Linked DNA regions of Homo sapiens: regions 2 and 3 are each linked to region 1. Evidence: chromatin loops called from intact Hi-C (ENCODE). Cell type or tissue: B cell. All regions are shown on one strand. Links, peaks and the distances in the headings refer to the core of each region. The heading gives the core; the rest is flanking DNA.

Region 1 (10,324 bases), core at 808-8,807:
TCTCGTCTGACCTGTGTCTAGCTTATTCCTACTAAGATAGCCACGCTCTAGGAGAGCCCTGAATGGGAAAGAAGTTAGTTAGGTTTGAGTGTGTCAGTCAGGTAAGACCCAGAGGAGGCAAAAGAAAATGCATGAAATAACTGAAGCAGTGTATTATTTACAGATCCTGGAGAGAACAAGACAGCAACCTCAGGGCGAATGGGAAGAGGAGAGCTGTCTGGGACATATGTGCTCGACCAGTGGGTTGGAGACTGGGGAAGGGACTTGTGGGCCAGAGCCTTTGTTGGGATCCAGGGAATTACCCAGATGGGTTTCCCTTGAGGAGTTGTCATTGGTGGATTTAGAGCAAGCAGGCAGGAGTCCCACCAGCTAACGTTATGACTGAGAAGTGGTCGTTGAGTCATATCTGCATAGTCCGCCTGGGGTGCGGGGTCAGGGTGAGTCAAGTGGGCTGTGTCTATATGTCCCATAGGAAGTTGGCTGCCAGGAGGCAGTTGTGTAAGGCAGATACGTGGATTCATCACATTGAGGAACTGGGAGGAGGCAGAGAACTGGAAACTGTTTCACATGCTTCTGGTATGAGAAAGTCCAACTTATATTTAAAATGGATGATGAAACATAATATCTATATATATTTTTCTGAGATGGAGTTTCACTCTTGTTGCCCAGGCTGGAGTGCAATGGCACGATCTCTGCTCACTGCAACCTCCGCCTCCCAGGTTCAAGCGATTTTCCTGCCTCAGCCTCCCGAGTAGCTGGGATTACAGGCATGCGCCACCACACCCGGATAATTTTGTATTTTTTTCTTTTTTAGTAGAGACAGGGTTTCTCCATATTGGGCAGGCTGGTCTTGAACTCCCGACCTCAGGTGATCTGCCCGCCTTGGCCTCCCAAAGCGCTGGGATTACAGGCCACCGCACCCGGCCCCATAAATTTGTAAGACCTTGCTACACTTGTGTTTGACTATTTTCATAATGAAAAGTTAGAAATAAGAATGCACTCTCAGAGAAAGTCCCAACATTAAGAGAAGGTTGTGTTTAGTCCATCCCCTCGGCTTTGCCCCATGGGGACCCACCTGAACACACGCTAGCCAATGTGGGTTCTGTTTTCTGCCCTGGAGCCTGTCTGTAACAGGAAGCTCAGGAGTGAGTAGAGATGAATAGAAGGGTCAGGCCCTGTCCTCATGTTAATTAGCTATTCATCGTAAGGAATGGATTAACTGATTCATGATTTTCATAAATTTATTGGCCCTCCAGTTAATGAAGATCCTAATGCAGTATCTTTTGGCATACATCATTCCTTTGCGGGACTGGCTTGTCCCTTTCGGCAGACTGCCGAGCTTGGCTATGCAGAGAATGACAGCTGCTCACATTTTGGGCTTGAGGGAACTGGTGTGTCCTGTACAGAAGGTGGAAGGAGGCGGGAAACCTGGAGAAACAGGCTGGAAAGGGTAAAAATGTCCCAGTGAATTAATAATGCATGTGCACTTCCAGCACGCAGGCTGGCACTGAGAGGCTTGCTGTTTTCTGTCGACATCTGCACATCAGGATAATGGTTTTGAAGGGTTAACCTAGGGCTACTCTGTCTCTCCTTCCAGCTCCATCATTCTCCTTTTGCCAGCCCCTCCCTCCCCCAAAGCAGCCAGGCCATCTAATGCTTGTTGCCTCAGGGGACGGATGTGGTAGGAGGGAAAGCAAATAGCCTGGGTGCCTTTTGCTGACTTACACGTGTTTCAAAGGACTGCGCCCTTAGGGAGAAATGTCAGAGGATGAGATTGGCTCCCTACACCCGTCCTCATCCTCAAATCTAGATGAGGTTTCCCTGGGGTTAAGAAAGAAGGAAAGACAGTGGGTAAAGCATGATCTTATGGAGAGAGTAGCCTGCATTCTACTTCCTGGAGCTGGCTGCAGAGTCAGACCAGGATGGGGGCGGGGGGCCTCAGCAGACATTGCAGAAACTCCCAAGCCCCAGTGTGGCACAGGCCAGGCCAGGACGATTCCCCCCGCCCTCCACTCATCTGTGCTTAGACTGGTCAGGAGAGCCAGTGGGCCAGGAAGGCAGACAGAGGCAAAGGATGTCTCAGGGGACCTGTGGGCCAAAGGCTGCCTCAGCAGCCACCTGCACAGGCAGGTGGCAGCAAGAACCAGGTGACAGCCCCTTTGACATTGCACTAGGCTGCACTAGGCCCCCCAAGGCCGAGATGCATAGCCATTACATCAAAAACATCCCAGTGGAAGAGAGCAACAGTAGGTAGTTGTACATGATCTCATATACGTACTATCACTCAAGACAAAAACAAAACAAAAAACCACCGAAACCTCAAACCAAAATATACCAAAATATACAAACAGAAAAACCACTCTCTTCCTAAGTAAAAAAACAGACATTCTTTAGCATCCAAATGAACTCAGAAAATTAGAGAAATACAGAATAACACAAAGAAGAAAATGAAATCTACCTATCAGTTTATCAAATATATATCATTTTAATATTTTTATGCCTGTATTGTATAGATGAAAAAAATTGAACTCATACTGTATATGCCTTTTGTATCTTGTTTTATTCACTTAAACAGTGAACATTTTCCTCTTCTATTAAATACGCTTCTCTAAAACACTTTTAAAATTTAGCCAATACCTTGTATTGGTGTTTTAGGTTGTCCCAAGTTTTGTTATGTACATTATGTTTTTATGACAAATAACCCTTGGACATAAATGATTTTGCACATCTCTGTGTTTTTAAGCCATTAAATATAGTCATGTACCATGTAATGATGTGGCAGTTAATGATGGACTGCATATATGATGGTGGTACCATAAAATTATAATACAATATTTTTACTGTACCTTTTCTATGTTTATTTTTTTAATTTATTATTATTATTTTTTGAGACAGAGTCTTGCTCTGTTGCCCAGGCTGGAGTCCAGTGGCGTGATCTCTGCTCACTGCAACCTCCAGCTCCTGGGTTCAAGCAATTCTCATGCCTCAGCCTCCCGAGTAACTGAGATTTTACAATCATGTGCTACCATGCCCAGCTAATTTTTGTGTTTTTAGTAGAGACCGGGTTTTGCCATGTTGGTCAGGCTGGTCTCAAACTCCTGGCCTCAGGTGATCCGCCTGCCTCAGCCTCCCAAAGTGCTGGGATTACAGGTGTGAGCCACTGCACCTAGCCCTTTTCTATGTTTAGGTATATTTAGGTACACAAATCCTTACCATTGTGTTATAGTTGCCTACAGTATTGAGTACAGTACCATGCTGTGTAGGTTTGTAGCCTAGGATCAATAGACTACACCTTCTAGCCTAGTAGGCTACACCATCTAGGTTTGTGTAAGCTACTCTGTTGATGTTCGCACAACAATAAAATTGTCTAATAGTGCATTTCTCAGAATGTAGTCCTGTTAAGTGACCTGTGACTATATTTTTGAAAGAGTTGTTTATCCTTGTTATCTTCTGGTTGTTTTCCATTTACACTTCTCATTATCTCCTCAATACACAAACGCTGGTCCCCATCACTCTATAGTAATGGATTAGGAAGAGGATAGCATTGACCTCCAGGGTGCAAAGCCAGTGGTCTCTTCTTTGTATTAACTAATGCCCTGGCACTCTCCCTGAAACCCCTGCTCTTTTGACCTCAGGGATGCTATGATCACTTAATTTTCCTCATTCTCCCATGATTCCTCTTTTGCAGCCTCATTTGCTTGCTTATCTTTTTCACGTTCTCTTTAAACTGGCACAACCCAACATGCTCCCATCACCCCTCCTATTCTTCATCCTCTTCCCCCAAAAGGGTCCCCTATGCCTAATGTGCAGAAGACTGTCAGGCACTCCATGCGCTTCCAACAGCTCAAGGACTTACCCATTGCTTATTCTAGAGGCAACTCTGACCCAGGGTAACCCTGCACAAACCAGAGACTCATGCGGTCTAGTTTCAAAGGGAATGCTGAATTTAGGGAAACTGTCTAGCCTCCAAAGGAATTTAAAAATAACCCAAATCCTTTATTCCCATTTTCAAAGATCATCAAAAATGGAATCCAAATACAGAGTTCACAGCAAATGATTCTTCTCCTACTTTGTTCTCCATCCCAGCTTCCCCTGCCAATTATTCAGAGTCTCTTAACTCTTCAAATCCTAGAAAACGCTCTCATCCCTCTCCATCATTCCTTACTCTCATGACTTTCTTCTCCTGATTGCAGGGCTGTCACCATCTTGCACTGCCAGCTGTCCTCTCTGAAGGTTGAACTCCTAACAGAAGTTTCCTCATGTTTGTGGTAGCAGCACCTTGAGAAGTAGAGAAGACAAGAAGAAAAAAGGAGTCAGCACAGATGACAAGCTCTGCTTTTTAGTGTACATGGTCTTCCCCAGTATGCACATTCTTTTCCTATTCTTGACTTATCTCCCTTAACGATAAAATGGCCAAGTTAGAAACCCTAGACACTCTTATTCTCTTTTCTTTCTTTCTTTCTTTTCTTTCTTAAGAGACAGGGTCTCATTCTGTCACCCAGGCTGGAGTACAGTGGCACAACTGTAGGTAGCTCACTGCAGCCTGAAATTCCTAGGCTCAAGTGATTCTCCTGCCTCAGCGACTTCGGAGTGGCTGAGATTCCAAGCTTAAACCATTGTGTCCTGCACTTCTCACTTTCATGGCTGTTATCCTGGGGGTCATCAACTTTTCTAGATCTGATTACAGAAATGTCTCTTCTTTTTTCTTTATTGCTGCTGTTAAAGCTTTGATCCAGATCTTTCTCAAGTCTTAGTTATTTTAGAGTCTGTTAGCTGATTTTCCTGACATGCATCTCTCTCGGTCCTCTAATCTTCCATGTACACTGCTGCTGCTGCTGCTGTGAAGCAGATCTGGTCACCTCAGTCTCTTGGTTGACAATCTTGCATTGCTCCCCATTGCGTGCATATGGCTGAAAGTCCTTTCTTTGGCATCGACAGTCCTTCATATTGTCTTTCCTTCAGGATGTCCCTCTCATTACTCTTCTCCATGGTGCCGCAGCTCTCTCACATTGTCTGTTCACTGCTCCCCAATCCTCCCTTCACTTTCACTCTTTGACTTTCTGTTCATGATGTTTGTACTTCGTGGAACACCCTCCTGCCCTCTCTAGCTGGGTGACTCCTTCACGTTCTTCAAGGCCCAGCCTTGCTGCTTCCTCTTTCATGAAACCACCTCAGTGCTATTTTCCAGCTCAGGGGCTTTCCACTTTGTGCTCACAGGAATTTGTTTGTGCCTTTATGATGTCACTTATCACACTCTGTTTATCTTTCCTACTACATTGTAAGCTCAAAAGCAGGAGCATTATTCGTTTTGGAAAAATCTCCAGTACCCAATCTGTAGAAGTTGCTACATAAATGATGCCTTATTCACACGCAAACAAATTAGTGTTTATTCACCTTCAGCGTGCCTCTTCATCATATTATTGTGTGAAGCCTGAAAGAACCTCTGATTCTTGCTTGAAGGTGGAAGAATTTCACTCTAAACAGCAGCTAGGCTATCTGAATGAGGCAGCAGAGGAAATTTATTGGTGTAGAAAGAATGCAGTGGGGTCAGTGCTGCTGTGCAGCAGATCTTTAGCCAGCTGTAAACAAGCCTGCTATGTGTGAAAATAGAGACTTACAAAGCAGGTGTATTAGAGTACCGTTTTTCATCTTGTCAAAGGAATCATCTTTGCATTTGCTCCTCTTCTCTATTCTGTATCATAATCTGTAACACACAAGGGAATAGCCATTAGAAAATTCTGTCGATTTTCTCTCCTAAATCTCTAATTTGATGACTTTCCTCTATTTCTCCTGCCTATGCTCTCGCTGTTTTCTTTCCTCTTCTAGATTATTGCAACCTGTCTGACTAGCTTCAGGCTTCAGCTTCAATAGCACTTCCTTTCAAACCTTTTCTACCCTCCAAGACTGGGTTAGGTGACTTGCCTGCATGCTCCTATACCATAACTGCCTTTAAAAATTTTTCCTTATCTCTTATCAGACTCCAAGTTTCTTAGCATCCTGAGCTCATTCATCTTTTTACTTCCGTTGCCTGCACATAACAACTGCTCAGTAAATATTTATTGCATGAAGGAATTACAAAAGTATATATCCAAATATTTTGAACTCTTTTGTTTTTGCATGATATCTACTAATTGGAGCAAGACACATTTATATTTTGATGTGGAAAACCAGGCTGCTTAATGAAATGAATTTCACTGGCTTAGCAAGTAGGCGTTTTGTTTCCGCCTTTGTCTTTGACTTTTCAATACCAATTAAGATTTGCATAATGTAAACATGTATTGAGAGTTATGTCTTGGGGTGGGGCTAGGCACTTGCACATCCATTCTCTTTCTTCCCCATAGTTTTTCATCAGTTAATTGCAGATAGTAATTATATCTGTTAGCAAATAGTGCTGTAAAGAGTGACTTTTCATCTTGAAAGAATGTATGTGCTTCCCTAATCACCTGAGTTATTACTAGAATGTTATTTGTCCCCTAGGAGGACTAAGCCAGGTATTGCAGATGGTTTCCCAGTCCCTTAATGGAAACACATCTATCCACCCATCCATTCACAGCCTCAACATTCTCAGAAGAAATCCTCAAGTTTCACATTTTTAAAGAAATGAGGACAAGTGTTATATTTTTAAATACCTTTACAAGTCATTCTCAAAAGCGTTATCTCTTCCTTTCTACCTATGTGAGTGACTTCCAGCAATTTGATTTTGCTTTTAAATTGAACAGGAGGAATTTGTATGAATTCTGAGGGGGATATGAAGTAGCTTTTCAAAATTAAAAGTGAAAAAAAAAAAGACTCCATGAAAAATAGGACCAGAGACAAAACAGAATGTTTTAAGTGAGATTTGTATGCAGGAAAGTGAAAATCAAGTATTGATTCTCCTCTCATTTAGCTGCAGATGAAATCTCCTGGATTCTTGTACCCTCCAGAAAAGAGGGATGGGTTAAGATTCATGCCAGCAAGCCATTCCAGTTCTCCTTGCCTGGCAGCAGCATCCAAGCTAGGATTCCTGGAAGAGAAGTTTGCAGCCCCAGGAAACCAAGGCATTGACCTGGGCTGTCAGTGGCAGCTTAGGCGAGCTACGGAGAAATTACAGATGGAAAGAGGAAATGCTTGTCCTTCTTCCTTTGTCAAACCATGTAAAACAAACTGGAACAAGATGCTGTTCTGTTCTGTTCTGTTCTGAAGATGTGAGTGAGAAGCACTTGTGACAGAAGACATGAATTGAGTGAGATCTTAAAAGATTGCTCACAGGGCAGCGGAAGAGGAGAAGGGAGCTGGAGTCCAATCCTCAAAAGGAAGGAGGGATGAACCTGCATCTGTGATGAGAGAGGCTTGGAATGAGGCCACCAGGCACGTGAAGGGGAAGTTACAGGACTGCCTCTGAGTCGTTTGGCCTCAGGGGATCTTGGCAGCCCAAACATCATTCTCTGTGGTGAGAGATACTAGAAGACCACAAAGCAATGGGAACAGCGGGGCCATGTCAAGTACACCTCCTCCTTTTTGATAAGGTTATTTACTTGAGACCAGAGCTTATAGAGTGTGGACCCTAGAGAGTCTGGGGAGGGTTAAGCTCTGTGTGTTGAGGAGAAGAGAATACATTTTTGTGAGTGTCGGTGCGACGGGTGGAATTGTGTTTCTCCTCAATCCATATGTTGAAGTCCTAACCTCCAGAACCTCAGAATGTGACCTTATTTGGAGATAGGCTCTTTACAAAGGCAATTAAGTTAAAGTGAGATCATGAAGCTGGTCCCTAATCCAATATAACTAGTGCCCTTATTAGAAAAAAAAAAAAAAGCAAGTTTGGACAGAGAGAAACACACATAGACAGAACACAATGCGAATATGAAGATGGCCGCCTGCAAGCCGCAAAGAGAGGCCTGGAATACATTTTTCCCTCACAGCCCTCAGAGGGAAGCCACCGTGCCTAAACCTTGATCTTGGACTTCCAGCCTTCAGAACTGTGAGACAATACATTTCTGTTGTTTAAGCCATCACATCTATTGTACTTTGTTACAGCAGCCCTGGCAATTGAAGGTAGTTGGTGCTGGCAGCCTCTTCCTTCCATCAGAGGACACAGAAGAGAAGACAAGGATCTAGAGACTCTGTAAAGCAAAGATGGGTTTCTTCTGGTGCTGTACCTGGAAACCGCAACAGTATTTATAGAAGTGACACACTGGCTCAGACCTCAGCTGATCCAGTGATTTCTCTCATCTTAGCAAGCAATGTTCATTGGCCTACAGTAATCGTGCATTTGCTGCATGATCAGTTGTCAACTGGCCAGATAACCTACTAGGCACATGATTCTGTGCCCATCTGCAGGAAAACACCAGAGAGCTGGGCTGAGATGCAGTGAGTGAGAGCTGGGCTGAAAGTGTTCCTTGAGGTTTGCCTGAGTTTCTCTGAGCCTGCTCTCCTCAGTCCAACCACAGTCACTTCTGATTGTGAGGGTTGGAAAAATCCAAAGCTTGGGCTGAAAAGGTTGCCTAAGATGTGTTCTGTCTTTACTGAGCTGAGCAGAGCCTCTTCATTGGATTTCTATCCATTTGAAGAGAGCAAACCGTTAGAAGAGCTCAAATATTGATATTTCCTCTATCTCTAAGTGATTCCTTGAAAGTATCATTTTTCTTCCTTTCCTTTCCATTTCCTCCTAAAAGCATGTAAAAAATATGAATGCTAATTCGAATACAATTATCCTTATGATGGATCAGTTTACTGGATGTGCCAAATAGATGCTTATCATCAGAATGATCTGGCATCAGCATAATCAACTATTTGTAGGAAAAACATGAGAGAGAGGAAGACAGGTGAGCCAACACACCAGTTAGAATGTACACGTACACTGAATTTGGACACGCTCCATACTCTTCTTCACTCAGGTATCCATCAGAGTGCTCACCTTGTCAGTGGCTGTTGCTGTAAGTATGTGTCTTACATCCAGCGTCTTCTCTAGGTTTCAGATGCAATGAGGTGTTTCCAGGCTCTGCTACTCAGTTAAGTCCCACAATGCTGATAGGGCTATTGGAACAGTCAATCAAAGTAAAAGAAAAGAGAAAAAGTGATGGGAATCAGAAGCAAAGAGACATGCCCAAAGGCAAAGAGCTCTGTAGAGGTGGTGGATTTGGACTTGTGGCACGTTATTCAAATATCTTCTTCCCACGGGCCCCCCAAATTATTTGTACAAAAGACCTTTCGACCCATCAAGGAGAGGTCCCTGCAAGCTTTGCTCTTCTGAAAGACAGTGCAGCATGGTGCTTCACAGCATGAGCTTTGGAGTTAAGCCAACTTCAGTTGTAATCCTGGATCCACCATTTACTAGGTTTGTAAGTTATTTTTAACATCTTGGGTCTCAGTATTCTTAAGCTTAAACCTTAACCTTAACCTTCAAATGGTCGCAAACCCATCATCAATAAAATAGAAAAAATAAATTGTGGTGTGTTTCTATAATGGAATATTCTACAACTGTAAGGATTAATAATCTATAACTATACACAATCCACAGTACAACAGCACAATACAACTACTCACAAGAATATGGATGAATCTACAAGCATAATGTTGAGTGAAGGAAGCTGGATATGAAAGGGGAAGTTGTAAAATGGCATTTATTTAAAGTTGAAAGTTTGGGGAAACGACTTTATGTGATTAGACGTTGGGATAGTGCTTGCCCCTGAGGGGTGCGGCTGGATGGAGGCATGAGAGGCCTGGAGGTAGGTATTCTGTGTCTTGTTCTGGGTGATGGTTACTCGGGCCAGTTCAGAGTGTGAAATTCATTGAGTTTCATACTTAAAATATGTGTAACTTTCTGTATGTGTGGTATACTTTAATAAGATTTTTTAAAAAGTAGATCATTTTGGTGCCCAACTCATAGAGATGTGAGGATTAAATGAAATAATGAATGTATAATAAAACACCTAGTGATAGAAAATGCTTAATATATGTTAGGCACTTCTTCTTATTATTCTCATTACCCTGATGCAGGAATTGGTGACAAATATCATTTGTTTGCCAGCGACCTGTCTCATCTGAGTAAGCCTGTGACACTCTGGGGTTTTAAAATAGGACGGTAAGAGGCCACTTCCTTGTGAGAAGCAAACCCCTTTCATCCATTGGGTCTCATTCAGAGGCATATATTCTATGGGGAAAAGAATAAGGAAAACATTCAGCTCTGAGTACTCTGATTTGAGAAAAGATAGCTCTCTAAGTATTTTCTTCAGTTTGATTAAAAACAAAACAAAAACCCATCCTGTGTCTTCCTGAATGTGCAAAAATAACTTGGCAGAAAAAAGTAGGCTAGTTTCTGCTGTTCTTAAACTGGTTTACACTTCCT
Region 2 (10,324 bases), core at 804-8,803, 250 kb before region 1:
TACAAACCTTGAGCTAGACACAGAGTGCAGATTGGTGTATTTACAATCCCTTAGCTAGACATAAAGGTTCTCCACAGTCCCCTCTAGACTCAGAAGCCCAGCTGGCTTCACCTAGTGGGTCCCGCACCAGGGCCCCTGGCAGAATTGCCCGCCAGCACCACTCCATGTGCCCACAGTCCTCAGCCCTTGGGTGGTTGATGGGACCTCGGCGGTGCCTGTCGGGGAGGCTTGGACTGTGCAGGAGCCCACAGCAGGAGGAGGCTTGGGCACTGCGGGCTGCAGGTCCCGAGCCCTGCCCCGTGGGGAGGCAGCTGAGGCCCGGCTAGAATTCCAGTGCGGCACCGGCGGGCCGGCACTGCTGGGGGACCTGGTGCACCCTCCGCAGCTGCAGGCCCGGGTGCTAAGCCCCTCACTGCCTGGGGCCGGCGGCACTGGCCGGCTGCTCCGAGTGCGGGGCCTGCCGAGCCCATCCAGAACTCGTGCTGGCCTGTGAGTGCTGCATGCAACCCCGGTTCTCGCTCGCGCCTCTTCCTCCATATCTCCCCGCAAGCAGAGGGAGCCGGCTCCGCCCTCGGCCAGCTCAGAGAGGGCCTCCCACAGTGCAGCGGCGGGCTAAAGGGCTCCTCAGACGCCGCCAGAGTGGGCGCCGAGGCAGAGGAGATGCCGAGAGCGAGCGTGCTGTGAGGGCTGCCAGCAGGCTGTTACCTCTCAATAGCATGGTAGGACCTCAGAGAACTGGGAGAGGAGGTAGGTTCTAATAGTTGTAGTCTGTGTGCAGAAGGTGGGGATATGAGCTAGGTCTTGAAGGAAGAGTAGAAAGGTTGAATGGGTTGAGAGGGTGTCATTGGTAATTGGAAAAGTCAGAGGAATGACCCAGGGAACAGCATCTTGGTTGGATCAGAGGGTATGCCCTGAATAAGGACCAGTAAGAGATAACATGAGATGAATTGTAGAAGGGGTTGCAAATCAGAGTTGAGACTTGGATTAAGCCAAGTTGATAAAACTATAAAGAGAGCTATTGTAGGTTTGGAGGGTTTGCTTATAGTAAATTTCTTTCTCTCTCTCTTTTTTTTCTTTTTTGTTTGAGACAGGATCGCCTAGGCTGGAGTGCAGTGGCACCATCTTGGCTCACTACAACCTCTGCCTCCTGGGTTCAAGCGATCCTTCCACCTCAGCCTCCTGAGTGGCTGGGACTACAGGCATGTGCCACCACACCTGGCTATTTTTTTTTTTTTTTTTTCTGAGATGGAGTTTTGCTGCTGTCACCCAGGCTGGAGTGCAATGGCACAATCTCAGCTCACTACAACCTCCGCCTCCTGGGTTCAATTGATTCTCCTGCCTCAGCCTCCCGAGTAGCTGGGATTACAGGTGCCCGCCACCATGCCCAGCTAATTTTTGTATTTTTAGTAGAGACAGGTTTTCCCTATGTTGGCCAGGCTGGTCTCGAACTCCTGACCTCAGGTGATCTGCCTGCCTTGGCCTCCGAAAGTGCTGGGATTACAGGCACGAGCCACCGTGCCTGGCCTTGGCTAATTTTTTGTGACTTTTGTGGAGACAGGGTTTTGCCATGTTGCCCAGGCTGGTCATTTGACATTCCCACTAGTAAGGCACTAGGGTTCTAATTTCTCCCCATCTTCACCAATATTTATTTTCTGTTTTTTGTTTTTTCTCTTTTATAGTAGACATCTTAATTGGTATGGGATGATATTTAATTGTTGTTTTGATTTGCATTTCCTTAATGACTAGTGATGTTGAGCATCTTTCAGAAGCTCAGAAACATAAAAAGATGACCACATTTGTATATCTTCTTTGGGAAAATGTTCAAGTCCTTTGCCCATTTTTAATAGATTTTTTGGGGGCTGTTGAGTTTTAGGCATTCTCTCTATATTTTAGATATTTATTAAACCCTTATCAGATATGTGATTTGCAAATATTTTCTCCCATTCTGTGGGTGACCATTTTACTCTGTTAATAGTGGTTTTTGATGGAAAGAGATTCTTAATTTTGATGAAGTTCAATTAGTATGTTTTTTCTTTTGTTGCCTTTGCCATTGGTGTCATATTCAAGAAATCATTGCCAAATCCAATCTCTGAAGGTTTTTTGTTTTCCTCTGAGAGTTTTATAGCTTTAGGTCTTACATGTAGGCCTTTGACCCACATTGATTTAATTTTTTTGTATATGGTATGTGTATATTCAGCTTTCCCAGTGCCCACTGTTGTCCTTTCCCTATTGGATAGTCTTGGCAAAATATCACTTAACCGTATATGCAAAGGTTTATTTCTGAATTCTCTATTCTATTCTACTGGTCTGTCTCTTTGCCAGTAGCCTGCTGTTTTTTATTATTATGGTATTGTAATACGTTTTGAAATCAGGATGTGTGAGACCTCCAACTTAGTTCTTTTTCAAGATTGTTTTGGCTATTTGTGGTCCCTTGAGATTCCATATAAATTTTAGGATGAAATGTTCTGTGTTTGCAAAAAATGCCATTGGGATTTTGATTGGGATTGCATTAAATCTACAGATCACTTTGGGTAGTATTGACATCTTAAGAGTATTAAATCTTACAATCATTAACAAGGGTTTTTTTTTAATTTATTTTTGTCTTTAGTTTCTTTCAGCAACATTTTGTAGTTTTCAGTATGTAAACCTTTTGTCTCTTTGGTTAGGTATTCAACTCTTTTTGATGCTATTGTAAATAGAATTGTTTTCTTAATCAAGGCAGATGGTTTTGCCATCCACGATGGTTCTTACCTCTCTATTCCATGTTCCCTTTCTGAAAGGCCGGCTGATACTAATTAGGATGAGGGTGGAGGCCACCCAGAGGGTCACCTTCGCCCTGGGAAGTGAATACAATTCTGAACCTGCAGAACGAAGGAATAAGGGCTGGTTTAGAGTCCATCTGAGGTTGTTCAAGGTCTTTGAGACACACAGACATATTATTTAATATGCTTTATCGAGAGCACAAAGACAAATAACTTTCTTCCAAATCCTACTTCAAGCAAAGGGAAGAGAAATATAGCAGCTGTCGGGAGGCTATTCAACTTTTAAAGTTTGACTCCAGCAAAAATTGTAAGAGGCAAACAGTATATCCTTAGCTGTGTCATCTCCTCACCCCAATTCAGCTTTGATCTTTCTCTTCTTTTATACTGTTTCCCTGTTATCCTGTCATCACCCTACCTCACTCCTTTTTCCAAAGTTCCCTTTCCTCTGCTTCCTTAACAAATGTACCTATCCCATTGTCATTTCCTCAGGTTTTTTGCTGGGCAACAGTAAACTCTTCCTGAAAAATTAACTCTTGCAAAGCAAGAACAGGTGAAGTCTTTGCAATTTAACAAGGTGACAGTGTCTTCATCTGAGCAAGGTGAATGAGTTAGTCTAATTCTGGTGACTTCAGGAACCCACAGACTGGGAGGGAAAATGATTTGGGATTTTGCCTAGACCTAGTCTGATCTGTTAGTGGGCGGAAGCGGGAGGGGACAGAGAAGCCAGGGACAGATGACTGGGAAGCATGATGTTATGCTGCTCTTTGAGGCAAAGGAGCTTCACTACTAGAGGTGCCTCAGAGTCAAACTCAGTCTTGCCTTAAGTGGCTTGTCACAAGGTCTCAAGGAGCCTAGAGCTGTAATTGAAATTGATATTGTCTCTCAGTGACCCATTTCTAACCTTAGAGCTTCCTACAGACTTGGTCTTGGGAAGGGTTTACCCCTAGACTGTGTGGTTGCAGGAACCTGTGGGCATTCCAGAGGGAGTCTGTTAACTCAGCTTCAGAAATGAGGAAGATTATAAGTCAATGCAGGCTGAAAACCAGAGGACCCCAAACTGCATGGACTGGCTGATCACTAGCATGTGGGCTAACGTAAAGTGGAAAGCCTGCAGGCAATGGTGGCAGGCCATGCCTGCGGACCTCTGTTACATACCACCTGCCTGACCACTGTGTGTGGGGAGGTAACAGCCCCCATGTCCAGACCCCGTAGCAGCTCTCTTCCGCTCTGGTGAGCACCGAAGGCCAGGGCTGCACCGTCCTGGGCTGCGCAGTGGGAGGTGGGGCTTGGCAGTGAGCTGGACCGGGGATTCTGCTTTGTGTCCGGCTGCCCCGCAGAGATGTCTGCACCATGAATTTGATACAAAGTCCACAAACATTTCACTGCAAAAGGCACATTTTATCTCCCTTTGCAGAACCTCCAAGAGAGCCAAGCTTGGTGGCTTGCCAGACAGGCTCTACTCCTTATGTCTGATCTAGGGTACATGCTGGTGTTTGCCATCTTCCTATCGAACCCACATCCAGAGCTTTGGATGTGAGATGAAGGGGATGGTAGCTGGGGGAGGCTAGAGGAGAAAGACAATGCAAACAATACCTCAGGCAATGGGCTAAGCACACAAACCGATTTAGGTGGACCAGAGGAGAAAAGAAAAAAGCCCCAACAAACCAAAAACAAAGCAATACTTCTTTCCTACTTCCTTCCTTCCCATGCGTCTCATTTGTGTTGGTGGAAACTACAGATTGATTACTGTTTTGGGGCCTCTGATTAAAAACTCACATGTGTAAGAGACTCAGCTTCGAGATTAGGAGCTTCTTTGTTGAACCGAGGCAATCTCATGTTATTAAACCTTCCCTCTCAACTTGCCACCTGCTCCTCTCCTTCCCTAGCCCTAAGACCCTGAACCCATCTCCCCTTTTATCTTTGTTGCCTGTTAATTCCTGTTTCCTCAGGTGGAGGGCTTGTTCTGGAAATTAAGGTTTTGGGGACAGGGTTCCTCACCTTCCTCTCTTTGGGTATAGGAGGGCAGTCCTAAGATTTCCATAATCACAGCTTTTCCTGTGCCTCCTGCACTTAACGACTGCTACCGTACATCTGACTTCTTAAATTCATGGCCTGGAACTGCAAGGATATTTGCTAGTGTGTATGTTTTGTCTGCAACTAGATTGTCAGATTGGGTGAAATGGGCTCTGTATTAGTCTGTTCTTGCACTGCTATAAAGAAATACCTGAAACTGGGTAATTTATAAAGAAAAGAGGTTTAATTGGCTCATGGTTCCAGAGGTTGTACAGGCAGCATGGCTGGGGAGACCTCAGGAAACTTTCAATCATGGCAGAAGGGGAAGGGGAAGCAGGCACGTCTTCTACGGCCAGAGCAGGAGGAAGAGAGACAAGGGGGAGATGCTACACCCTTAAACAACCGGACCTTGTGAGAACTCTCACTCTCACAAGAACAGCAAAGGGGAAATCCACTCCCATGATCCAGTCACCTCCCACCAGGCCCCTCCTCCAACACTGGGGATTACAATTCGACATGAGATTTGGGTGGAGACACAGAGCCAAACCATATCAGACTCCAAGGCCAATTTTAAGTGGCTCCAGGATTCTCAAATTCTAAGTGTTTTAAGTGCTCAGACAGAGGCATAGCAGGCCTTCAATACGTTTTCACGATTTTCACTTTCTAGGAGCCTTCAGAGTGACTGTCTAAGGAGTTTTCTGGTCAAGCGCCGGGGTAGGCATTGGCATTCTTCTCCAGATGAAAGTCAAGAGGCAGACAACACAGTGACCAATGCCTCATCCAAACTCCTGAGGCAGAGGAGAGTCCAACTGCCACTTCCTAACAATGTGAAGCCATGATACGAGGCCTAATAAACTTTCCCTGCAGTTTCAAGAGGATGTGGTCTCTTTCACTTCCTGTCCCAAACTGTTCTGCACTGTTGCGCCATGCAACAGCTGCTTCGGATCAAGCCACGGCCAAATTCTTGCTGGGGAAGAGCAGTGACATTTGGGGAACCACAGGGACAACAGGGAGCCACTTCTGTGGGTGCTGGAGACTCCACTCATAGGACGTCTGGACACTGATGTCTAAAGCCTAAAGGAGGACATTAAAATGTTAGATCGGGGAGGGGACAGATCCACCATTGTAATTTCAAAGGTGAAACTCGGATGTCCTGGAAGGAGGGTAGACAGACCTGCTTGTGACCTGCTAATCCACTATCACAAACTGTGCATGCTTTCTTATCATTTTACTTCTTTCATAAATAGAGGACAGGAACAAAAAGCCAAAAGGTTACATGAAGGAGCAGGTGAGAAATCTCTAGCTAGTTCCCATGGTACTGTGGAGCTAGTACCGCATCATACTGTTCATCATACTTTGCTTGTGTTGTGGAGAAAACTCAAGCATAGACAAGGTGTCACTGGCCTCGCTGTAAAATAACAGGCTGTTAATGAAGCAGCCGAGGGATATGGAGATGGTGTCTTCATCCCTGTGCTCACCTTTTCCCGAATGTACCTTTTTCCCTTTAATTTCCCTAAATGAGATGTGCCATAGAATGTACCTAATTTGTGTCAGGTCTATACAATGAGAAAATCATAATACATCCATGAATCAGGGTTCAGTTAATTTATTTCCTAAACATCTACATTTTGAACTAATTTCAGATCTACAGAACAGATGGAGTCTCGCTCTGTCATCCAGGATGGAGTGCAGCAGCATGATCTCTGTTCACTGCAACCTCCGCCTCCCAGGTTCAAGTGATTCTCCTGTCTCAGCCTCCTGAGTAGCTGGGATTACAGGCACCTTCCCTCACACCTGGCTAATTTTTGTATTTTTAGTAGAGCCAGGGTTTCATCGTGTTGGCCAGGCTGGTCTCGAACTCCTGACCTCAGGTGATCCACCCACCTCGGCCTTCCAAAGTGCTGGGATTACAGGTGTGAGCCACTATGCCTGGTCAGGGTCATGTTTTATATCAAAGATTTAAAGCACTTCTCAGTGTTTTATATAGAAGACTTATAATGTCAGTTTGTCTCATTATAGAGGATAGATTTTGATCACTTTATTCGTCTACCAGGTTTCTATATTGTAAAATTATTATTTTTCCCTTTGCAATTAATAAGTACAATGTGGGGAGATAATTCCAGACTATACAAGTATTCTGTTTCTCAACAAACTATTATCCATTATTTTTAGCATCCATTTATATTTTGTTGTTGTTGTTATTGTTGCCCAGACTGGAATTCAGTGGTGTGAACGTGGCTCACTGTAGCTCACTGTAGCCTTGAACTCAAGTTACAAGAGGATCCTCTCACCTCGGCCTCTTGAGTAACAGACTACAGGTGTGCACGATGCCTAACTAATTTTTAAATTTTTTTTTTTTTTGTAGAGATGGGGTCTCACTTTGTTGTCCAGGCTGGTCTTAAGTTCGTGGGCTCAAGTGATCCTCCTACCTTGGCCTCCCAAACCTTTGGGATTACAGGTGTGAGCCACCATGCTGGGCCCTGGCTTGATGATTCTTGAATGAGTTAATCATTATCACAGTAATAATCAAATGCTTGTTTTTCTAATTTTATTATTCACATTTATCAGCTGGCATTTCCTGTTAGCATGAACTTTCTCCTTTCCCTTATTTATTTCTTTCTTTATTTATATCAGCATGGACTCAGAGAATCTTTTTTCACTCAGTGGCTTATTATTCATTACTATTGTTATTTATTTTGATGTTTAAATTGTCCTAGATTTGGCTGATGGGAGTCCCTTCCAACTGGCTTTTGTGTGCTTTTATAAATCAGGTGTATTTTGGTATAATTTACATACAGAAAAATCCATCCCTTTCAAGAGAATAGTTGGATAAATGTTGACAAACATACAGCTGTGTGAGCACCACCACTGTCAAGGTATGGAACATTTTATCACTCCAGAAAGTTCTTTTTTTTTTTTTTTTTTGAGACAGTCTCACTCTGTTGCCCAGGCAGGAGTGCGGTGATGTGATTTTGGCTCACTGCAACCTCTACCTCCCAGGTTCAAGCAGCTCTCCTGCCCCAGCCTCCTAAGTACCTGGGATTACAGGCATGTGCCACCACAGCTAGGTAATTTTTGTATTTTTAGTAGAGAGGGGGTTTCACCATGTTGGTCAGGCTGGTCTCAAACTCCTGACCTCAAGTGATTCACCCACCTCGGTCTCCCAAAGTGCTGGGATTACAGGCGTGAGCCACCGCACCCAGCCCCAGAAAGTTATTTTATACTGAGCTCATAGTCAGTCTCCTACTCCCAGTTCCTGGCTATCACTGCTTTGATTTTTGTCTCCATAGTTTTGCCTTTTTAGAATGTACTTTGTATTTGCTTGTTCTGCTTAGCGTAATTATTTTGAGATTCACCCATGTTGTTACATGTATCAATAGTTCATTCATTTTTATTACATGTAGTATGCCATGGTATGGATATTCCACAGTTTGTTTATTCATTCTTCTGTTGATGAACATTGGGGTTGTTCCCAGTTTTTATTAAAAATAAAGCTGTGGATGGGCATGGTGGCTCATGCCTATAATCCCAGCACTTTGGGAAGCTGAGGTGGGAGGATCACTTGAGCCCAGGAGTATGGAGACCAGCCTGGGCAACATAGTGAAATCCCATCTCTACAGAAAAAAAAAAAAAAAACCCCACAAAACAAAACAACAAAAAACTGCTATGAATGTTTGTGTACAAGCAATTGTATAGACATACACTTTCATTTCTTACAGGTAAATATTTCATAGTGGATGGCAGGGTTGTATAGTAGATTTATGTTTAACTTTTTAAGAAATTACCTGTTTTCCAAAGTGGTTGTACTGGCTGAGCATGGTGGCTCACTCCTGTAATCCCAGCACTGTGGGAGGCTGAGGCGGGCAGATCACTTGAGGTCAGGAGTATGAGACCAGCCTGCCCAACATGGTGAAACCCCTTCTCTACTAAAAATACAAAAATTAGCTGGGCATGGTGGCACATACCTGTAATCCCAGCTACTTGGGAGGCTGAGGCAGGAGAATCTCTTGAACCCTGGAGGCAGAGGTTACAGTGAGCGGAGATCATACCACTGCACTCCTGCCTGGGCGACAGAGCAAGACTCTGTCTCAAAAAACAAAAAAACAAAAAAGTGGTTGTACTATTGTGTATTCCCATCACCAATATATGGGAGTCCTAGTTGCTCTGCATCCTTCTCAGTGCTTGGCATGATCAGTTTTTTTACTTTTGGCCATTCTAGTAAGCACGTAGTTTTAATGCACATTTTCTTCCTTTTTTTTTTTTTTTTTTTTTGAGACAGAGTCTCACTCTGTCGCCCAGGCTGGAGTGGAATGGCATGATCTTGGCTCGCTGCAACCTCCGCCTCCTGGGTTCAAGCAATTCTCCTGCCTCAACCTCCTAAGTAGCTGGGATGACAGGCATGTGCCACCACACCCAGCTATTTTTTTTTATTTTTTATTTTTAGTAGAGATGGGGTTTTGCCATATTGGCCAGCCTGGTCTCAAACTCCTGATCTCAGGTGATCCACCTGCCTTGGCTTCCCAAAGTGCTGGGATTACAGGCATGAGCCACTGTGCCCGGTCTTAATGCATGTTTTCTTGATAACTCATGATGTTGAGCTTCTTTTCATGTCCTTATTTGTCATTCATGTATCTTCTCTGATGAAGCTTGGCTTCACATTTTTTGCTCATTTGAAAAATTGCACTGTCTTCTTTTTATTGAATTGTAAGAGCTGTATTTTGGATTGAAGTTCTTTATATTTAATTGTAAAGAAAAATAATGTATTCATTCATTTAAGTGAAGATTTAGGCCAGGGCTAGATAATATTTTAGGCTCTGTGGGCCGTATCATCTCTCTTCTAACTACTCAACTTTGCCTAGTCATAGATAATCTCTAAATGAATAAGCATGTCTGTGTTCCAATAAAACTTTATTTATAAGAACAGGCAGAAGGACAGATTTGACCTGTTGGCCAGGGCTTGCCAACCCTTAGCTTTGGCTTCAGTTTCTAGCACTGGACAGGGTTGACTGAATCTGGGTTCCTGCTGTGAATTGCAAGATTGAAATACAGAGTTCATTAGAACGATCTGGGGGCTAAGTCCAGTCCATTTTACTTAAAAGTCAGAATTGCAGGACATATAGAATTTCTATATCAAGCTACATGTTTCCTAAGTTATTTTTCAGACCTGGGAGCCAGTGATCCTGAGGATGCACTGTCATATGAGATAGTCCAGCAGAAGAACGTGTCCCTCCTGGTTAGGGGTCCTCATATCTGGCGTGCATCATAGTCACTGGCAGCTTTTCAGTAGATGTTCCTGGGCTCTATCTGCTGCATCAGAATCTCAGGGGTGGGCTGGGTTATGTGTATTTCTATTTTTAAAGCATCTTCCAGGTGTTTCAGATGAAGTCAGATGAGGGACTTGCACTAAGTGATGAATAGAGATTCTCAGGAGACTTATCTTAATGAAGAGATAAGAATAATCTCTAATTACTGCATTGATTTTATGTAAATAGATGCTTCTAAAGTGTTCACAATATTTTAAAGTTAATAAGTAGTTAAAATACTCTTTC
Region 3 (10,324 bases), core at 1,561-9,560, 380 kb after region 1:
AGATCCTGTCTAGACCACGGTTTGTTATGGAGGGAAAGCCACAAAAGGGGGCTATAGTACCCCGTTCCTCAGAGAAATTGTCCTCAGGGAGAGCCAAGCACATTTCCAGTCCGAACCTTCGTCCGGCCCCTCACTGGGGCCGCTGTAAATAACATTAGCCTGTCTTTCAGCAAGCTCTGGGAAGCTTATAAACCGAACACGGTTTTTGTTGTCTGTAGTTGTGCATTAAGCTCAGTACTGTCAAGTCTAATTATTCTCATTAAGGCCTGAAAGTTTTAGGGATTAATTAAGCAGAGAGCCAAAGCTTATGCAGAACAGCAATATTTTCCCCCTGAAGGATTAGCCCGTCATTCTGATGGGGTTTTCCTTGAGCGTTGCCCATTACTTTATAAGATAGCAAAGTGTGGAGCTCATATAATATGGATTAGAAATCGCCTACATTTCACATGTGCTATTCAGCCATGAAAATAAGTCCTGGCCCTTGTGCCTGTAACCCGGAAGGCTCACTAATGAGAACCAGGCAGTGGGGCTAATGAGAAATTCAATACGTGCCGTCTCTCCTTCCCGTTTCCTTTCAATTTACTTTCTACAGGAGCCAATATGTGTAGGAAAAGTCTGAGTGGATGCTGGTATTCTCCTCTTTACCTGGTAGGGATCTTAGAAATTATCTGATTCTAGTCCTTCTTGCTATAGAAGTGAAAACTGGGATTCAGCAACCTGCTTAAAGGGACCCAGTTAATGGCAAAGCTACTTGAAGAGAAGGTGACAGGAAACTTCAGGAGGTGTAGACAATCATTAGGTACATTAGGATGGTGAGGGTACTTAGTCTTAGGTTTTGGTGTGATGGAAAATGCCGCAGAAATGAGAAGGTCCCACAATGAAAGGAGGATGCTGGTGAGGACCTAATTTGCAGACGAGCCCCAGGAACTCTGGTGCCCTGCTTGGCAAAGGATTTCAAGGCTTCCTGGAGAAATGGGGGTAGGGGGAGGGATCGTTAAGCCCTGGCACCCCAGATATAAAAAGGAAAGTCAGACGTGGGTAATCACCCTGTCTTCACCCAGCAGCTCCAGTTTTCAGCAAGGCAGAGGGGACACTTCTGCCTTCAGTCTCCCCTACTTCACATCAAGGCGCCGTTGCATTTGATGGCTCGGGACGCGGCCTTCCTGCCTCCCACACTCCCAAATCCATGCCTTGTTTATCTTTTTAGAATGGATCTCTGATGCCTGCCCACCACGCGGCTGGAGTGGCGCCAGCATCCCCAGGGCACGTCTGTGATGACCGATGAGGTCCACCACCTCTACCCCAGACCCTCCCATACCCAAAGGCTCCCTCTGCCCAGTGAAGTCCCCTTCGCCCCAGCATTCCTGCACCAGGCACATCCCAAGGGTGGCCCCGTGTCCTGCAGGTGGCAGGAGAGTGCACCCTCCTCAGACACCAGTCTGATATGTCACCAGGAGAGAGCGGGCGGTCCTCAGTGTATGCTCTTTTCTTGTCTCTGGGGAGCTTGTTTTGGCTCCTCAAGAAGACCTTGGAAAAAGCACAGGTTGTAGAGGCGGCATTCGCCGGGCAGAACCATGTCCCAAGACAACTGGTTAGTGAGGCCAGGCGTGACAATCATAATCGGAGCAGCAACTGTGCAATGGCATAGGCAAAGGGGGCCGAAGGCGCAGCAGCCACCACCATTATAGTCAGACTGGGCACCGTTTCCTAAATGTCACACATCCTTCCAGCCCCTTGATCTTTGCTTATGAAAAGGGTCATTCCCTCTACAATCCTCTAGAACTCTTTGTAGGTTTTTGTTTGTTTTCCAAACACTGTACTTGCTTCTTTATCTGTCTCTCTATGAACCGTGAGTCCCAGAGGACCTCGTGGTCCTCAATTATCCTTGCTTCTCTGTGGCCTGTGCCATGGGGCTGAATGTTTGTAGCCCCCAGAATCCATATGTGGAAGCCCTAATCCCCACTGTGCTGGTATTAGGAGGTGGGGCCTTTGGGATGTGATTAGGGTTAGATGAGGGCATGAGGGTGGGGCCCTCATAATGAGATTAGTGACCTTATCAAGAGGATGAGACACTAGATCCCTTGCTCCCTCTCTGCCTGCAATCACCAGTGAAAGGCCAAGTGAGGACATAATAGAAGCCATCCCTTCCCAGAACCCAGCCATGCTGGCACCCTGATCTCTAGCTTCTCAGCCTCCAGAACTGTGAGAAATAAATGTCTGTTGTCTACTCCACCCAGGTCGTGGTCATTCATTATAGCAGCACAAACAGACTAAGACAGTAGGGAACAGTGATTGTTACATTATAGGTGCTTAGCTAACTTGCTCACTGATCGGCTGAGGTCTCTCCCCTGCCATTAAACAGTGAACCAACAATTAGTTAGCAAATGCAATTTCAGCTTCTACTGAGGGAAAGATAATACACCCAGCAGTGTGAAGAAATTTCTTTGCAGAACCAAACTAAAGGTCCAGGTTACTAAACACAGCATTAGTTTTTCTCAAATCAGTATGTGTTGTTATACAGGCAAGCCTAATTAATCATATTTCCAGGGTATACACTGAATAATCTGAGAGAAGAAATCAATTACCTAAATTCGTGGTTCTCATAATTCGAAGCAGTCGAATTTCAAAGTGTAGGTTTTAAATCAGAACTGTTGATCGTGACAGATGGGGACATGGGAGGGAGGTGTGCATTTTAAATTTTAAAGAAACGTAATTTTATAGCAACCTGCATCTGTTAATAGGTTACATCTGTATCTTTTCAATGTTGCAGACATATAAGGCAAAAGAAATATTTTATAGATAATTCAACTAATTGACAGGCCTTTTGTTATTTCTTTGTTTTTTGGGGTTTTTTTGTTTTGTTTTGTTTTTGGTTTTGGTTTTTTTGGTTTTTTGTTTTGTTTTGTTTTTTGAGATGGAGTCTCGCTCTGTCACCCCGGCTGGAATGCAGTGGTGGGATCTTGGCTCACTGCAACCTCTGTCTCCCAGGTTCAAGCAATTCTTGTGCCTCAGCCTCCCGAGTTGCTGGGACTACAGGTGTGCGCCACCACGCCCAGCTAATTTGTTTTGTATTTTTAGTAGAGACAGGGTTTCACCATTTTGGCCAGCCTGGTCTCAAACTGCTGCCCTCAAGTGATCCACCTGTCTTGGCCTCCCAAAGTGCTGATTACAGGCCTGTGCTACTGCACCTGGCCTCTTTTCTTATTTCTAAATCTACTAACAGAGGCTGTTGACTTAGCACTTCTGCCCAAGCTCCTTCAAAGGCAAAACCATGCAGGAGGTGGGGAAGGTGCCTAGAATAAAAGGATGTAACAAATACAAGATGAGGAACAAGTAATATCATTTTTCTTATTGCTTGTTAATTATAATAACTCAGAAGTTGAAGCTTAAATATGTCTCCTTATCTTTTTTTATTCTTCTTTAATTAGTTCTGTTCAGTGAGCACCCTGGTTGGCATGTGTAAGACGTGCTCAGGAATACTCAGCCAATGACACTATAGGATTGCCGGATTTAGCAAAACTGATGTTGTAAAGCCGCTTGAAACTTCTAACGTGTGTAGAGAATTGTATGCACTTTAACAACAGATACATTTTCTTTCCTCTCCTAAGCTGCATTTGTGCCCATCCATTCTTGACCACATGCCTGTATGGCTGCTGTTGCTAGGGAGCCTGGATGTGACAAAGGGCTTTACAGCTCAAAGATCAGAGGGACCAGGACGCTGTGAGCAGCTGCCAGTGGGAACCTGGGCAGCTAAATGCAAGGGGCACTTTCCCCTCGCTGGCAAAGCAGCATCTGGGGGCTGCACTGGTTCCTGCCCCCACCTTCCTCTCCCTCTCCTCCTCCCCGTCTTTTGCCCCCTACCTCTCCCTCCATCTCCTCCTCCCCTTCTTCGAACTCACCTGCCCACCAGGGGCTGGGTAGTGAGTGAAACAGGAGAGGGTGCCCATCAAAGTGGTTTGGCGAGTGGCTACTGCTCAGTATTGCCATATGCAAGGGGCACTTCTGATTTTTCTATATTTTTCAAGCTATGCCAGTTATCTGGGTGTTGTGTGAAGTCACCATATTATTATTATTTCTTTTGAGATGTAGTCACCGTATTCTTCAGCACTGATGACTAACTTGAGTCTTTGAAAAACACCGTGCAAGCTAAAGCAAATGTCTCTGTGGGCTTCCCGACTGCAACCTCTGGGTTAAGGGAAGCCCAGTAGGTGTTTCTCTTTCCTGTCCTACCACCCTGAAGCCTGCCACGGATTCATTCAACAAGTGTTTTTGGACATTGACTATGTGCCAGGCACTGTTCTGTGCTGGACATAAGGCAGTGAAAACTCAGATAAAATGCCTGTTCTCAATAGGCCACATTCACTGAGAGATGGACAGTAAACAAAATGAGTAAGAAGAAAATGTATACTATATTAGATAGTACACAGGGCTATGGAGGAAAACAAAGCAAGATGGCAATAGGAAAGGTGGTTTAGTGTCCACTTTTGAATAGAAAAATTGGAGAAAACTTCAGTGAGAAGGCAGCAAGTCAACAAGAACCTGAAGGAATAAGCCACCTAGAGAACAAGAGAAGAACATTCTAGAGAGAGAGAGTGACGGCAAGTGCAAAGGTCCTGAGGCATGTAGCAAAGGGACTGGTCAGCAGGAGAGGTGGGAGTGAGTGAGTGAGAGCAGGGAAGAGTAGGAGGGAGGCCAGAGAGATGGGGTGGGACAGCCCACTGAGCAGCCTCTGCAATCCATGAAACTGTGGGGGAATTCTGAGCAGAGCAGAAAGTTGACCTGGCATGTTCTCACAGGTCACCCAGGCTGCTGTGTTGAGAGCAGACTGCAGGGAGGCAAAGTGGAGGAGGGAGGCTATGACAGTGATCACAGCAATGGAGATGATGGCAGCTCAGAGCGGGAAGATAGCACACAGGTGGAAAGAGAATGGTCAGATCCATTGCTAGGCAGGCCTCAGGAAATACCAGGTATGGAATTTCCCATCTCCTGGATTTGTTTTAGTCACCTATCAAAAGTAAAATGTAGCATCACGTTTAAAGAATTTTCCACTTAAAAAACCAAAACTGTTCACTTAGCTGCCTTAAAACTCTTTGCTGCCTTGATAGTCTGGCTTCCTGTGCACGGAGAGATCTGTTGACTCTAGCAGGATGAGTTAAGTGAGATCACAAGACACAGAAAGAGGAATAGACAGATCTGAAAATAAGCACTGGCTCATGCACCCAGAACCTAAAGCAGACCAAAATAAACCACATCCTCCCACCACTTTATTTTTTTATATTTAAGGGTTTTTTTGTTGTTTAGCAAAGTATAATTTTAGAGGTGGCAACCAGTTTGAAAAAAAGATGAGCAGGAGGAGAAGGGAAAGAAGAGGACGAGAAAGAGGAGGAGGAGGACAAGGAGGAGGAAGAGCAAGAAAAAGAGAAAGAGGAGGAGGAGTAAGAGGAGGAAGAGAAGGAGGAGGAAGAGGAGGAAGAGGAGGAAGAGGAGGAGGACCCTTAGCCAGGAGCCCAGGACTCAGGAGCAGTGCTGGCCCTTCCCTCTGTCACGAGTGGCTGCATGTAAGGAGAATGAGAATTGCAGACTTGAGCTGTTCAGAACCTCAAAATGTCTCTAATTAGAGACAGATTCAATGTCTGCTATATGTGCTATGTGCCACAGCATTTCCTGTTAATTAAAAGTCATTCACAGCTCTGTGGGTTAAAGGGCCTATTCCATACTCCAGATACTCCTAAAAGTGCTTAGGAAGGGGTAGGAGGAAAGGCATGGCCCACCTGAAAATAGTCCTGCTTCCCCTTGAGACCAGAGTGACCAGCAAATCACCGTGGCAGGTGGCATCTTCTCCCCTCCACAGCAGAGGCTCAGGCACTCCATTAAAAAGGGAGGTAACTGTCATCTCTCAATTCCAGGAATTCCTTCATTCTCTGCCCACCACTTCACCTTCTTTGGGCTCCCTCTCTGGCCTGACCTCCCAGCAGCACCATGTTTAGGTTCTCTTATTTGCCAAGACTCCCTAATAAAGATGCCTTGGCACTCAGCCCATATCCCCTCCACACTTCCCTCGATGTCTGAGGCTGCTCACTGCCAACCCTGGCATTCTGCTTTTTGCCTGGTTTGGGGAACCTTCTAGGTCCACCTGCAGGGAATCCAGAGTGCCAGGTCACTGCCCAGAAAGCCTGCCTCAAGCAATCATGAGCAAGGAACTGTTGGATAATGCCCAGCTTCCTCGTCCCGTAGATGGATTAAATCCAAGGCATGTTCTAAAGTGTCTCCGGGAGCTCCCTGTGGGATCAAGCTCCAGGTGCCCACTGTGGCAAATGGCTTAATAAGCCCCCTTGCTTCCCTCCCTTATCTGTCTCCCTTCCCCCATCCATGCTTCCTGGCCTAACCTCCTAAATAAATGATTTGTGCTTGAAGTCTTGCCTCAGTGTCTGCATTCAGAAGGACCTATCTAAGACACCCATCCACCGCCTCTGACTTGTGCTTCCCCAGGAGAAAGTTCTGCCTGCCCAACTCCTCTGATCCTGCCCTAACCCCCACAGGCAGGGCCCTTCCAGTCCAGGCTAGGCTTCTAGAACAGCTCCCCAGCACAGCCTGGCACCTGCGTCCCTGCGCATCAGGGGCAGGCATTATTGCCTCCTCGCCTTCACCCCCACCCACCTCTGCTGGAGGCTCATGCTCCGTCCTGTCCCAGGAGCCATGGCTATGAGCAGGGTGCCCCTCACAAGCATTCTGCAGCCGCTGCTGCTGGCAGCTGTGGTTTCCTATCAGCTGCTGCGTGCAGGCTGAGGGAGACACTCCTGGGCCTCATCCCAGACTTCCTGGCTTTGCCAAGCTCGCCGCTGCTGGGATGAACAAGGGAGCCCGAGTGTGGAGCTGTGTAGAGTCCCTCCAGGCCCAAGAGCACACTGGGGGCTGCCAATCTCCACATAGAGCTGAAAGAGCTGGAAGCAGAGCCCCAAGGGTGGCAACAGAGGACAGTCAGAAGAGGATGCTCACTGGGGTTGCATCTGGAAGTCACTTATAATTTGGATATCTAATGGCAATGTGGCCTCTTCATGAGGGGCATGGCTGGTCAGGCCTGGGCAGATTGCCTACACGCCAAGCTGTTCTGGTTGATTCTTTGACCGGTTGCCATAAAGCGCCTTTGATCCAACCTTGACACTGGTGGGTTTCACAGCTCTGAGGGAGACACAGCCATCTGGCAGGCTATCCACAGTGGGAGCCCAGACATCAGAGGTTTCTGGAAACATCCGTGGGTATTTTTAGTGCCCCATTTCCCTCCCTTCTTCCCTGACAGCTCCTAAAACAAACCTCAACAAGCAAGGAGGTGCCTGTGTTTCTGCAGCTGGGGCCTCTCCGCCTCCACTCCTGACACCACGTGGGCTGACCTCAGCGAGCTTCTTGCCTTAGCTCTGCGATCAGCCTTTCCTAGAAGGCCCCTGACCCTGGATACCTCTGCCTATGTGCCTGATTCTCATAGAGGCTGGTCCACAGCAAAATAACTTGCAAGAGGACCAGGACGCATCTCCAGTGCCTGGAACACTGCCTGCACGTCACAGGTGCTTCATACAATTTGCCATATAAATGAATGAATAAAGTGACTCATCACTGAGGCTCAAAGCAGTACCCAGGCCAGTTGTTGAGACACGCACCCCAGCGTGGGCTCCGCCACTGCACTCTGCCTTGTCTTGCTGGTTAAACACGTTACTCCCGTTTTTCCCTGTGTAAAGTGGCATACAATGGAGGTTGTGCAACGGAAATGGTTTAGTTGGACTTTCTGAAAGAAAGCCAAATCTGGCAGAATCAGAGGTTGAACTTAACAGACTCTTTTCCTTTGACCAAAACTTTATCTAGGCTCCTCCAAGTCCTCTGCTTGATGGGGCCTGAACTTGGGCTTCCTTCTGTGTCCTCATAGAATCCAGTCTGAGCAAGAATTCTGCTCACTTTAGCAAAAATCCCCTCTTTGGTGCCTTACCACCCTTAATGCCTTATCACCCCGACCTGCCTTTTGCAGTAACTGATCAAGTCAGTTTAGCCAGAAACCCCTCATCCTTGATGTTTTCTCTTAGTCATTTTCCACCCCTGACCCCACTCAGCTCCCTGGTTATAAATCCCCACTTGTCCTCGCTAGAGTTGAAGTGGAGTCCGATCTCTCTCCCCCACCGCAAGACCCCATTGCTGTGGTCCCCATACCCTATCGCCATGGCTCCCCTTGAATAAAGTCTGCTCTGCCATTCTTAAGAAACTGAACCAAGAAAATTCTAGAAGACAGGAGCAGTCAGTTCAATCATCAACACCAGTGAGGCAGCAATGAAGATACAGAGGTGTAACGTGACTGGGAAGGAAGCAGACAGGGTTAGGGGACCAAGTGGGTGAGAGTGGCAAGTGACTGACAGCCTGGAGTTATGGGTGGCTCCAGATTTTTCTGGCTCAAAACTGGAGAATAATACCATTAACCAAAATCAAGAACATGTCAAGAATATGTAAAAGGGCACTTTTCCCTTAAGTACCACAATCTCAGCAATGGCAGGCTTGACTCCTAAATAATATCAAATCAGAAATTTCTCATTCGTCTATCTGAGCAATTTGATTGAGACCTGTAATACATCTTTGCTAAACCAGGCCACAAAATGTGTACCCGATCGATATATAATTCCTCAAATACCTATCTTGTTTTCACCTTCCTTCTAGAAACATACATGGCCTTTTTAAATACACACATTTTCTACAGAAATGCTCAGGGCACAGAGGGCTGGAGGTCACAGCCATCTAGGGATCTAGGGTGTGTTGCCTTCTGCAGGCTGTCACGGGGCTCATGTGGGCCAGAAAAGGCTTCTCTGGTCTGAAGGCAATACTTGGCATATGCAGAACGCCTGCTGTCAGCAGTTGCTTTTCAAAGGCGATGTTAATTCCAGCTCATTGTTCTACCCCATTTTCCATTCAGAGGCACAGCACGAGGTATTTGGCAGGCCATGAACTAAAGCTGCACATGTATTCCAATCTCTTTTGGGGTGGGTCCCGGCCTTGCTCCCACACTCTCCCTCTCTCCTCCCACTTTTAGTATTTCAACTTTCTTCCCCTTTTCATTTCTGCTTCCGACTTACATACTGCACGGGTGTGGCCTCGTGGAAAAGTAGATTGGTCTTTGGAAATAGAGCTATTCCCACAATAGGTGGAGATGTGGGATAGATTGGAATGATCCAAACGCAAATCTCAATCCAGATCCTGTCGATACGAGACCGTGGCTGTGGTGTAGACGAGGAAGGCTGGCAAACCCAGAAAGATCCAATGGACAAAGCTTCATCAAGCCCTTATCATGCCTGGCATTGAGGATGTAACAAAGAACAAGGGAGACCCCTGTTCTCAAGGAGCGTAGGGTCCAGTGGGCCATGCTAGGCCTGAGGTCACCTCCCTGAGAAGGAAGCCTTGTCACTGCCATGTTAGAGATGGGCAAGCTCAAGTGCAGAGCCATTACAACCTTCCTAGCAGCCAAGCCTCATTAGTGGCAAACTTCCAGGTCTACTGACTCTGCTCCCTCTATCACAGCTGCCCACTGGCTTAACAGTGGCATCAATACACCCATCCTGGATGACTCTATCCATGACTTGGAATGATCCTTATAACCTATTAAGCAGGAAACAAAATTAAAGAACCCAAATCCAGCTTAGTGCCAGTTTCTAGTGGCATCACCTGATGTGTTCTTTTTGCCTGCTGCACTGATAAAACCAATTCATTGAGACAGTGGTATTGCAGTAGAGAAAGGGTTAATAATTGCAGGGCTAGCCGAGCAGGAGGACAGGAGATATTACTACTCAAATCAGCCTCCCTCAGAACTCAGAGGCTATGGATTTTATAGATTGTTTGTTAGGCAGGGGGCTAGGGAATGGGGGCTGCTAATTGGTTGGGGATGAATTCACAGGAGTATGGAAAATGGTCCTCCTGTCCTGAGTCAGCATCTTGGTGGAGGCCACAAGACTGGTTGAGTCATGAGTCATGGGTCCAGGTGAAGTAAGTCGCCAGAATGCAAAAGTCTGAAAACTATCTCCAAAGGCCAATCTTAGGTTATACAATAGTGATGTTATCTATAGGAGCAATTGGGGAAGTCACAAATCTTGTAATCTCTGACCACATAATTCCTGAGCAGTGAGGAATTATAGAAAAGCAAGCTAGGAACAATGGCGGGTTATTGTTTAACTGTACCTACATTTTAGCAGAGTTCAGGCCCCTCCCATAACCATAATCTTTTAAACTTTTATTAGTTTTTCAAAGGTGGTTTAGTCCCTTAGCAAGGAGAAGGTTAGTTTTTGGGAAGGACTATTATCAT

Evidence for each region. Hi-C counts contacts between places; a loop is a spot of excess contacts. Peaks named below come from ENCODE experiments on the same cell type or tissue, not always from the same donor. Only the 100,000 strongest peaks of a DNase experiment are listed, where the experiment ranks them.
Region 2: it touches region 1 in a loop (8-fold over the local background); 2 of 110 quality-filtered maps call a loop at or near these places.
Region 3: a loop joins it to region 1, with 7 times the contacts of the local background. A loop is called at or near these places in 4 of 110 quality-filtered maps.

The regions. Positions count from the first base shown.
Region 1 is chr6:14,656,163-14,666,486 of GRCh38, reverse strand. All of the region lies in intron 1 of LOC101928354 (a long non-coding RNA gene), which reads left to right. It overlaps LOC102724463 (a long non-coding RNA gene), which reads right to left and starts at 7,336. Exons shown (of 3, transcript XR_926514.4): 1 at 4,637-7,336; 2 at 4,166-4,278; 3 at 1,224-1,441. RefSeq lists enhancers at 5,003-5,122, 5,213-5,292. In B cell, for the core only: a CTCF peak has its summit at 2,234; DNase peaks (open chromatin) are centred at 2,146, 4,406, 5,136 and 7,386; H3K4me3 peaks cover 2,742 bases; H3K27ac peaks cover 6,992 bases.
Region 2 is chr6:14,906,197-14,916,520 of GRCh38, reverse strand. All of the region lies in intron 2 of LOC105374945 (a long non-coding RNA gene), which reads left to right. Among named protein-coding and RNA genes, the nearest start is that of JARID2-DT, 330 kb to the left of the region's middle. RefSeq lists enhancers at 5,089-5,148, 5,839-5,898. In B cell, for the core only: no CTCF peak of the experiment used is centred there; a DNase peak (open chromatin) is centred at 5,660; H3K4me3 peaks cover 1,462 bases; H3K27ac peaks cover 1,561 bases.
Region 3 is chr6:14,272,035-14,282,358 of GRCh38, reverse strand. It overlaps LINC01108 (long intergenic non-protein coding RNA 1108), which reads left to right. Exons shown (of 2, transcript NR_108097.1): 2 at 1-2,232. Among named protein-coding and RNA genes, the nearest start is that of LINC01108, 8.3 kb to the left of the region's middle. RefSeq lists an enhancer at 8,495-9,408. In B cell, for the core only: no CTCF peak of the experiment used is centred there; DNase peaks (open chromatin) are centred at 5,178 and 6,538; H3K4me3 peaks cover 1,921 bases; H3K27ac peaks cover 4,360 bases.